Linked DNA regions of Mus musculus: region 1 is linked to region 2. A link is a loop called in an ENCODE intact Hi-C map of the cell type or tissue named here. Cell type or tissue: left cerebral cortex. All regions are shown on one strand. Links, peaks and the distances in the headings refer to the core of each region. The heading gives the core; the rest is flanking DNA. Region 1 overlaps Wnt9a (wingless-type MMTV integration site family, member 9A). Region 2 overlaps Snap47 (synaptosomal-associated protein, 47).

Region 1 (5,372 bases), core at 251-5,250, 75 kb after region 2:
TGTACCCATCAATATAAAAAGCTGTTTTATAAAAAGCCATCTTGGTGGGTGTGGACATCTGGGGTGGAAATGGTTGTTCCTTGAATTATCTAAGTTTGGTGGTATTTTGGTACGGGGGATTGAGTCCAGAGCCTCCCACATGCTAGACAAACCTGCAACTGAGCTATATTTCAGCTCCATTTATTTATTTATTTATTTATTTATTTATTTATTTATTTATTTATTTATTTATTTATTTATCTTTATTTTGAGACAAGGTCTCACAGAATTGACCAATGTCAGCCTTGAACCCTCGATCTTCCTGCCTCAACCTCTGTAGCAACTGGGATCATAGGCCTGCACTACCGGCCTGGCTTCAAGCCTAGCTGGCACTCCGATTTCATTGCTGCAGCGTGCCTAATGCTCCAAGCTTCATGTGATCATCACAGAAAAAGGTGTTGGTTTTTCTCAACTTAACCTACTCAAACAGATAGTCTTATAAAAAATTTAACATGTGTTGATTTGGGGGTTGGAGGTAGAACCCAGACCCTCACCTTTGCTAAGCACCAGTTATATCGCTAAGCCATGCCCCCAGCCAGTGTTCATTTGCATTAAGTCACACAGGCAATGAAAACAAAGGGCAGTGCAGGGAGCCCACGCTTTTCCTCCATCAGCTTCCGTGTATGGCTTCCCTGCTCACGAGCTCAAGATAGCTGCTGTGACTTGGCCACCAGGTCTCGTGTTCCAGACAGAAAGTGGGTGAAGGGTGAAGTGCTAAGCAGGAGAACGATCTCTCAGCATCTGGCCTTTGTCTGCACATTACAGGACAGACTCTCAGACTTGCGCCCACGGTCAGAAAGGTGTCAGGTGGTCACTGATGCTGGCAAGCGGCCCAGAGAAGCTGACCTAGTTGAGTTCTTGGAATTTTATATTCTGTGTGAGTGTGTGTGTGTGTGTGTGTGTTTGTGTGTGTGTGTGTGTGTGTACATATTATGGCACATGCATAGATGTCAAAGGATAACGTAGGGAAACCGGTTCTCCCCATCCACCTTGTAGCTTGATGGCCTTAAATTCAGATTACCAGGCTCGGTGGCAAGTGCCATCTGCTGAGCCATCTTGGGACCTGAAATGTTTTAAAAGTCTTTATGATGCTCAAAAATTTCAGTGACGGAAGTATGTCAGATCTCAGGGTTTCGAATGTTCAGACTATGGATGTTTAATATCCATCTGTCAAATATCCCCTAGTCCACAGCATGTCTAACCTCTGACTACCCATTTGGTCCCAAGCTCTAGGTTCAGTCTGCACAGCATACTGAATGAACCTATCAGTGACGTTAGAAAACTCAAGCACATAGAGTCCTCCCACGATAGCACTTGGTCCTGGAGATGACAAACTTGGGTTTACTTGCTAGCGAATGGCATAACCTTTACCAGAGCAGAAGGCCCCAGAGGAGAGGGGCCTCCTCAGGTCACACAGCCAGAGAACAAAGGCAGTCACACACTGTCAGTGTGCCTCTGGCCCCATACCATAGGAAGAGGAGCAAGCAAGGACATAGTACCCATTCCAACTTCTCTTAAACAGATAGAAAGACAAGTGTGTGTGTGTGTGTGTGTGTGTGTGTGTGTGTGTGTGTGTGTGCGCGCGCGCGCACGCGCACATGTGCGCGCCGTGTGCCCCCCCCCCCCCACACACACACACCTGCTCTCATACTGCTCTGTCTTCTCCCATAGGGAGGATCTTGGTTTAGAAAGTTGGAAGAAACAGGCAGTGGTACCACATTGGGGAAGTAGAGGCAGGAGGATCTCTGTGAGTTCGAGGCCAGCCTGGTCTACAGAGTGAGTTCCAGCACAGCCATGAATACACAGAGAAACCCTGTCTCAAAATAAAACAAAACTAAACTAAACAGTTGGAGGAGGTTCTCCTGAGAGAGCTGGTACCCTATGCCAGTCATCTACGCTGAAGTCCTGTGCCCAGGCCCTTCCCTCTCCGAAGACCAACTATCTTCATCTCGCACAGGGCTCCAGAGGGGTCTTCTCATACCCCAGGGCATGTCTTCAATGTCCCTCCACCCCCACCCCTTACAATCCCAATGAGTTTCCACACCCCAGCCCTGACTTCTGCCCTCCCTGCCTCCCCTCTGATCCTCTGGAATGCCCTCCTTGGCTACTTCCCTTTCTTTCTCCCCTCTTCTCTCCTCTCTTCTCTCTGCCCTCTCACTTTCCTTCCCTCTCCATATTCCTGCCACCTACTGACAGACTGCAGCAGGAACAGCCCTGCACCCCCAGCCCCAGCCGTTTCCATGGATCTGGGCCCAACACAAACAGCCCAGGACCCCCCACCTTCAGCCTGGCCTTGGGAGTAGGGTTGGGTGGGCAGATGAGGTCATTGCCACAGGCCCCCCAGCAGGCCAGCAGGCCTGTGAGGGGAGGAAGTGTTTGTTTGCTCTTGTTTCCTTGGCAACTTGCTGGACCCTTCCCCCACTCCCATCCCTGAGCAGGCCAGAAAAGCTTTGGATAGGACCACTGCCCCTTTCCAGCCCATGCCTTACTGTGCTGAGACCCCAGGACATTATCCTGGGCTGCCAGGAAAGGGCTATAACCCTTAACCCCACTTCCAGAGGAGGAATTTGGAAAATGGAGACAAGACCATTTCTGTCCAGGGTTGAGGATCAGCCTGAAGCTCCACCTGCTGTCCCCGGGTGACAGCACCTCTTTGAGGGGCAACAGGTTGGGGTCAGCTCCAACCTTCCAGGAACTGAGCCCAACCATCCCTGGCAGGCGGTGGAAAGAGGAAGGACAGGGCAAAACAGTGCCCCAGTGTGGCCAGTGTCCAAGCAGCTCCAGGGCTCCAGGGTGCCAGGTGTGTGTCTGCCCCAGCCCTGCCCCAGCCCTGCCTGAGCCCCAGCCCCACAAAAGTCACTGGCAAGTCCTCTCTAGTTCTCTTGTGTGCTGAGGGATCATAGAGAACCTCACAGATAGACCCTCACCCCAACCCCAGGTCAGACTAGGTCAACTCAGTCTCCAGAAAGCTGGGGATGGGCGCATACAGGGTTTGTGTGTGTGCATGTGCAGGCAGGCTAGACCCCCAGGAATGACCCCAACCCAACCTGCTCACAACCTTCTACAGTCAGCATGCCCTACCCTAACATCCCCAACCTGACAGCAGCTCCTGTGGGAGCTTACTATGAACAACCTGGACCAGGAACTGGGGACAGTTAGGGGTCCCCATGCTCCACAACACATGCAAGGCAACCAAGGACTTCCACTTGATCCCTGAGTCCAACCTCCTCTCCCTTCTCCCACTCTGTTCTTCTATCTCCTCTTGCTCCTCTCCTTTCCCTCCTCCTCCTCCTCCCCTCTTCACATCTTCTTCCCTTTCTCTGACCCCTCCTCCTTCATTCATTCCCTTCTGTCTCCTCTCCTCTCTACCTTCATCCTTGGTGCCTGAAGTCAGCCTTACAGGCCAGGCGGGATCCAACCCAATACCTTCCCACTGTTGCACACTCAAGCCTTTCTGAGACATTACCTAAGTGCCTCCTTACCTAATCCCCCAGTCATCTCCCACACCAGCCAGCCCCGCTGGGAGGAGAGCCAGATGCCTGCCTCGGCCTGGTCTCAGCTCAGGGAGTTGCCTGGTTGATCGCTGGCTGGCCCCTAGCACCTGTGTATCCTAGGCTTGTGTCTCCACCTATGAAAGACCCTGGGGTCATACCCTTGAAGAATCTGGCTCATGGGACCCACCCCTTCTCTGTGTTCACTTGCCAGCACTTGTGATTGGATAGCCTGTCCTCTAAGAACTGCCGGGGAATCTCTTCTCCAACCAGGAGTGGGAAGTACCGTTCAGGATCCAGGGTGTCTTGGTTCACTTGAGGAAGTAACTCAATGGGAGAGATCTCTCTTCCTGCCTCATGAGTCAGTGGGCACCCATCCACTGAGAAGCTCGGATGGGGGTAGCTATAGACTGTCACCATAGTGGACAGCTGTGCAAGGGAAAGACTGTGCAGGGGCTAGGAGGTGAGCTACAGTCAGCACTGTGACCCTACTATACTCATGCACACAAACAAACATGCATGTAGACACATATACATGCAAACACAATGAACCACACATACATCTGCACACATATATTCACAAAGGGACAAACCTATGGATGTAGCCAAGCAGAGTCACAAGATACAGAGATGTGTGGACATGGACATAGGAGATGGCTCCCATGTGGACATACATAAACACAGACAGACACATATTCATGAACACAGCCCCTCTGAACATGTATAGACACTTCTGGGCACACAGACTTTGACATACACACATAGGCATATTCACATGGTCAAGTTCATAAACCCTGAAAGAACAGCTAGATGCCCAGGGGACCTCATGCCTAAAGGAAATGGCCTATATAGCTGGCAGCCAAGATCCCAGGAGAATGACCAGGACCCCGTGGGCGGTGGGGAGGGCACAGTCTGTATGCCCAGGTATGCACATCAGTTCTTCTCAGTGGCTGATTCTGCCTGTCCAGCAGCTTCACACAGACTCGGCCAGAGCTCACAGTACTTACCCAACAGAATGGCCCCATGAAACCTCTCAAAACCCTGGGGAGGAACCATGTCAGTCACAGGGTTCTGAACTCCGAATGGGAACAGAGCTGCCTGGTGTGTGTGTGGGGAGGGGGGGACAGTCTGTGATCAGAGGCTCAGTGAAAGTCCAGCATGAGCACGGTCCTCATCTTCCTGGAGGCGGGGCTATGGATATGGACATCCATCCATAGCTAGTCCACAGTCCTCGGTTGGCAACCCGTGCCCTGCAGCTTATGGCTGCAAGTCCTGGAGCAGGGTGGGGAGCAGAGCATAGACCTGTGCTAGAGGAGCCCCTAGGAATCCAAGCAAGGTAGGTCACAGTGGCTGGAGAGACAGGCAGGAAAGGGCTGAGAGCCAGGTGGCTACTTTGAGAGCACCCCAGACATAGGCCAGGAGGTCCCCTGCCACAGAACAGACAGAAAAAGCTGTAGGAACCAAGCCAGAGGAGGTGTGAGAGCCAGAGGTGAAGGCTTTGACAGGAGGTCGCTTCTTAGGCCAAAGGATTAGAGAAGGCTTCTTTAAAGTGCACCAACTCCCACCCAGCCTTGACAGTGGAGGCAGAGAGAGACCAGGAGTCCGGGGGAGCCACATAGACTAGGGTTAGCAGTCCTTCAGAGGTTAGCAAGTCTCTTCGACCTAGGTCCTCAGAAAGGACCCTCCTTGTCCTCCCATTCTCCCTATTTCCCTCCCCTCCTTCCGCTCTCCCTCCTCCTCTCATATTCTCCTCTTCTGCCCCGCCTTACCCACACCCTCATCCTCCCTGTCTTTCCAGGTTCCCCAGAGCCTCAGTGAAAACATCGGACTTAGGTTGTCTAT
Region 2 (5,372 bases), core at 248-5,247:
CAAGGAGGAGCTGTAGGACCCTCCCGGTTATCCGCACTCTCGGTGTTAAAAGGGGCAGTGAGGCTACACTTACTCTTCCCCGTGTCCTCAGGTTGAGGAGTGGATTATAGTTCACTGTGTGCAGCGTGAAGGTGGCACATGCTACATCCTCACCATGTAACCAGTTGTGTTAGTATTATGATGTTACTGTCCCTGTCATGCAGCAGGGCTGTACCGAAGGCTTGGATAAGAACAGATAGTGCTTTGTGAAGCAGCGTGAGGCGCTCACATGTCAGCTAAGATTCTGGGGAGCCATGCCTCAGCACATCTTCCTTATGTCCCCCGACTTGTGTAGTCTTTATGCACACGTTTGACTCTCTTTGAGGTCACCTATGATTGAGCTGTGTAACAGTGGCCTGGGTCAGCTTTCGACCTGTGTAGTCAAGTACCACTGCTGGGCCTCAAGTGAGAGCAGCTATTTGTCACTGATGGCTACCTGCCAGATGTAGTTCTAGGCCCATAGATCCCTGAAGACCTGAGCATAGCCACTCTGCTGTCTCTAAGTTGCCTCAGGAGTGGCACAAGCAAGCCCATGCACGCCATAGAATGCAGGGACCATGAGCCTCACATCCACCCTCCCTGCCAGCCCCAGACCACCAGCAGCCCCTAGGAATGCAGCTGCTGGGCCGTGAGACCGGGTGGTCTGTGAGCTCTGTGTGTGATGGGTTGCAGCAGAGCATGCTCCTGCAGCCCCTAGGGCTTCACCGCTGTGAAAGCCAACTTTCCCTTCTTTACCTTCTCCACAACATGTTAATGGCTCAACTGGAAGAACAGTTCACAGTTGCAGACAGCTTGATTTATCCCAGCTCTGTTCTTAAATGGTTGCTAATTTCTCACTGTAGGAAAATTCACAGTTACTGGGTGAGTCAGTGTAAGTACAGCTGAGAGCAGACAGCCTCGCTCATGCAGACTGTGGGTGCTCGGGTTCACAGAGTCATAGGACAGGGAGGAGCAGAGCGTCACTGCTCAGATCCTATATGAAGGTAGAAACCTGTGTGGGCACACAGAGTGTGTCCTGAGCTAGGCTGTCTTGACAGCACAGCTGTACACCACGAGGCGCTGAGACCCCTTGAGAGTATATGTGGAGACATGTCCACGTGGTCAGTGCATCTGCACCACCTCAATCAGTGCTGGTTACATACTGTGCTGTATGTAGATATTGTGCTGTGGACAATGTAGAGATGCCGAGGGGGCTGACATCTCTCTGTGTTTGCTCCTCTGGTTACCTGGTGTGACCGCGCCAGCCGGGACTGTGTTGGTGGTGCTTGTCTGAGTCCAGGCAGCCTGGTGCTGAGAGACCACTCATCACATCACCACCGAGCTGTGAGCTCTGGTCCAGAGAAGCCTTGACCCTTGGGACTGTTGGGGCCAGCAAGGCTAGAAAGCCCTTCCTAAGGATTCCCTGCGAATGGCCCTCTGCAAAGTTGTGTTTGTGCTGCCCTGAGGACACAGCTGTGCGGGCCCTCCTTCCTGAACTTACAAGTTTCTCCACTTCTGCCTGGTTCCTGCCTGAGCCACCTGGAGTTCCCCTCTCCTACCACAGACACTAAGAGGAGCTGATGTGACCCCGACACAACAGCTGCCGACTGTTGTATTGTAGCCATAGCTTCTCTGGGAGAAGAACCCTCAGTTTCCCAAACTTTCCCAGACACAGGCTTGCACATGGTTGTGTCCTGCCTGTCTAGCAGGGGCTGAGCATCCACGCAGGTGAGGCTGCCTGGTTACCGTGTTGTTTGTTGAGTGTCAAGGACTTGTGGGAATGTCCACTCGGGTCTGGTCTTTGACGCACAGCCAGTCAGGGCTCATCAAGGGGCCCCCAGGGTATGTCAGAGGCTGGCAGCAATATGTGCTGATGACTAGACAGCTTGTCATCCTGAGCCACAGAGGGAACAACTGTTTCTAAGGTTTGGCCAGACTTCACGAGCTCCATTCTTTCCGTCCCCTGTTATATGGAATGTACATGGTGCTATTTAATTACTTCAATCCCTCTCTTAAAGAGAAAAGGCTACCAGTATTCTAGAGGTATTAGTGCTTGGAAGGTTAGCTCAGTGATTTTCTTTGTCTGCAGGCCTAGTAGCTGTTGGATGTCTTTTCAGTATGGCTTCTCAGTATTAATTAATTCCAAGTGCACTTTGGCAGACAGGCCAAGGGGTCTTAGCAGGCTATTTGGAATCAGTTCTATTTTTAAGACTTTTAAAATGGTGAGACTTTTTCCAAATCAAAGGTTGAATAGCAACCAGCCTTTATTTGAGTATTTGTATAATATAATGTTAAAACTTGGATAGGCAATCAGTTGTTTGTGCCATGGATTATTTATGTGTGATATTAGGCAAAGGTCACAGAATACAGTGTCTTGCTCTTTTGATTTGGTTTTGCTTTTGTTGTTTTGGGAGGGTTGTTTTGTTTTGTTTTGAGAAGGTCTTATGTAGTTTAGCCAAGATGACCTTGAATTTCTGGTCTTCTATCTTCTACTTACCAAGTGCTGAGATAACAGGCAGACATCACCACACCCTATTTCTATAATTCTGGGGTCTGAGCTTCAACTTTGCTGTATCCTCAGCCCATACATAGTCTTCCTTTGGCTACACTTTCACTGTGCACAAGGAAGAGCCAATTGATTGAGCTTTTCAGGAAGATGACAGAGGAAATGCAGTCTCACAGGATTATCATAGAGTGCACTCAAGGTCTGTGGCCTCTTGGTCCTGTTTCATATGGCTAGTATTCATGTTTGTCCTGGCTGAGATGTTTGTTAAGCCTGCTTTTCACACTGACAGATTAGGACTTCTGTATTGGGTATATTATACTTAACTAATCCTGACTCTCATTTGTTTACTTTTTGAAATATATTTTGGATATATTCACGTCTCACTCCTCAGTGTGTGGGTGGCTGTTTAAAACCTCTTGGTTTCTTCCTGTCCTGCAGCTTGGTGGCCACTCCAGGCTCTGAGGGCTGGTGTGGGTCCTGCAGCCCAGCATCCAGTTTGTGACTGTGCTTCCTCCAGGCCCAGATGAGGTCCTTGCTCTGTTTTCAGGGACATGCGATTTCTCACAGTGCCCTGGTGCTGTGACTGAGTCATCTGCCCATGGCAATGAACACTAGGCTAGTGGTTATGTCTCTTGTAACTGGCTCAGACTGAATCTAGGGAGCCCCAGAGCTCATGGCCAGTGCTCAGCTCTTCTGGACCTTATTCTAAAAAAGAGTTTGAGGTAACAGGTGAACAGTTTCTAAAATGAAGTTCTGGGAGTGGCATTGGGGGTGGGGGAGTCTATATTTCAAGCTTTTGTTTATCCAAAAGAGGAAAAAGTACACAACAGGAAACAAAACTGGGAGTGTCCTTTCATCGCGTATTTTGAGTTCTCACACAAGCATGTGGATGTAGTAATGAAATCCAGCCCACATGGGCTGAGCGTCCCTTTTCTGAAGCATTCAGGACTGTGCTGGTTTGGGCTTGTTTAGGATTTTTAAATCTTTCCGACAAGTGATAGCGCCTCCGGCCAGCACCCAGGCTAAATAAGCATGGACTCCACTTGTCTGCTGAGTACCTCTGACATGCACCTGAAGATGGTCTCAGAGGACACTTAGCGTGGACCTGCATTCTGGAGAGTTTGGTTTTGTTAAGTTTTTGTTTGTGTTGTTTTGTGTAATCCAGGCCAGACTCAAACTCTGTATGTCTCTGAGACTGACCTTGAACTCCTGGTCTTCTTGCCTCTACCTTCCAGGTCCTGGGATTGTATATGTGCCCCTCCATGTCTGATTGGAGTTTTGATGTGGCCTGTCCTGTGGGCTCACGGGTTGTGTTCAGCAGCAGTGTTTCATCAGCTCAGAAAGTCTCAGATTTGGGACTTGGGGGTAAGAATGCTAGCTTGTCAGGCTAACCTGAGGAATGGTAGTTTGAGTCACAGACAGCTTTTATTTTCTTCTTTAATTCTCTTCTTTCTTATAAGCATGGTTCTTCTTAAACACAGACAAGATAAACGGTTGTATCAATCAAGTGAGCCAGTGCCCGAGGGGCTACAGGATCCACACATAGCACAGCTGGAAACTGGTGCCCAAGTTCTGGCAGGACTTGTCCCCCAGCCTTCAAAGTGGTCATGGTCTAAAGGTATTTCTGTTTCAGACAGACACATGTACCTTAGGGACAAGGATGCTGGCTGAGAACTGCAGTACCGGCACATCAGTGTTCATGCCTCCTGGAAAGGCATGCGCTCTTATGGGACCCATGTGTGCACAGGCCCAGAGACTGTAGAGAGGCATAGCCAGGGCTCATGTGTGACCTGACTGTGGGAGGCTAGGAGGCTTGTCAGATGACATAACTGATAGGCAAGTGGGCGACACAGACAAGATAACCTTCCCACCACAGTGGGCAGGCGGGCAGGAGAGAAGGGTGGGGCTGGGTGTTAGGGATTTGTTTCCTTGTTTCAGTCTGCTGTCTGGTGTCAGCAAGTCTAGGAGATGGAAAAGACTACTGTATGATGTCATCACCCATCCCAGTGCTCACTGTCCCCACTGTGTGCTTTCCAGAGTTCCAACCGGCTCCTGGGGAACAGATCTAGAACTGCAGGCAGCCATCATAAACTGTCTCGTGATGGCAGTGTTCATGGGGAGACACGGGCTGTCTGAAGAGGAAACTCGTTTGGTGGCCCTAGCACAGGCCTTTGCAGTTTGCAGTTTATCTTGTGTCTCTAGCTATTGGGAAAGAGCTTAGGCCCTACGTCCTGGCATTTCCTGCTTGTGTTGTCTGTTGTTAGTCAGATGCAGAGTTCTTGACCAGGTCTCTAAGCTAGTGGAAATGCCACCCGATGAGCAAGGGTACCTTTGTGAATTAGAACTGAGCACTTAGTGTGTCACCATGGCGCCAGCTGGGTGCAGATAGAGCAGTTGGGCCACCTTAGATGTGTGGTAGTTCTGCCTGGGCCCTCATGGGACACTTGTATGTGTGACATCAGGTAAGGGTCAGGGAAGGTTTTAGGATATAATGCAGTCACTAGACAGGCCTTGGGGACCTCAGAAGTCTCCACTCAACCCATCCCTGCCATATGTTGCTGTGGGGAGACAGTGATCATGACCAAGATGTCCTCTTCCTTGGCCCCACTGTGAAGTGAGGTTCTTCCTGAAAGGTGCGGGCAGTCATCACAAGCCGCGGTCGCTGTTTTCTTTTTTGCTGTCAGCTTGAAAGCATGAGCTGCTTAGCCCAGCTCCATGAGAACACAGTTAGAGCAACCACAGCCCGAAGAACTTGGAACTGCAATAAAATAAAACTGCCTGACACGCATCACGGATCTGAGTGGAAGGGAGGCTAAGGGGAGTTGGGCTGGCCTGCAGTGGCTCCATG

What was found. Hi-C counts contacts between places; a loop is a spot of excess contacts. Peaks named below come from ENCODE experiments on the same cell type or tissue, not always from the same donor. Only the 100,000 strongest peaks of a DNase experiment are listed, where the experiment ranks them.
Region 1: it touches region 2 in a loop (2.0-fold over the local background); 2 of 42 quality-filtered maps call a loop at or near these places.

Annotation. Positions count from the first base shown.
Region 1 is chr11:59,333,542-59,338,913 of GRCm38, reverse strand. It overlaps Wnt9a (wingless-type MMTV integration site family, member 9A), which reads right to left. Exons shown (of 4, transcript NM_139298.2): 4 at 5,362-5,372. Among named protein-coding and RNA genes, the nearest start is that of Gm51865, 18 kb to the right of the region's middle. In left cerebral cortex, for the core only: a CTCF peak has its summit at 2,236 (motif pointing left); DNase peaks (open chromatin) are centred at 1,271, 2,282, 2,436, 3,531 and 3 more places; H3K27ac peaks cover 3,406 bases.
Region 2 is chr11:59,408,764-59,414,135 of GRCm38, reverse strand. The region is part of intron 4 of Snap47 (synaptosomal-associated protein, 47); the gene reads left to right. Among named protein-coding and RNA genes, the nearest start is that of Prss38, 36 kb to the right of the region's middle. In left cerebral cortex, for the core only: no CTCF peak of the experiment used is centred there; DNase peaks (open chromatin) are centred at 411, 908 and 3,129; H3K27ac peaks cover 897 bases.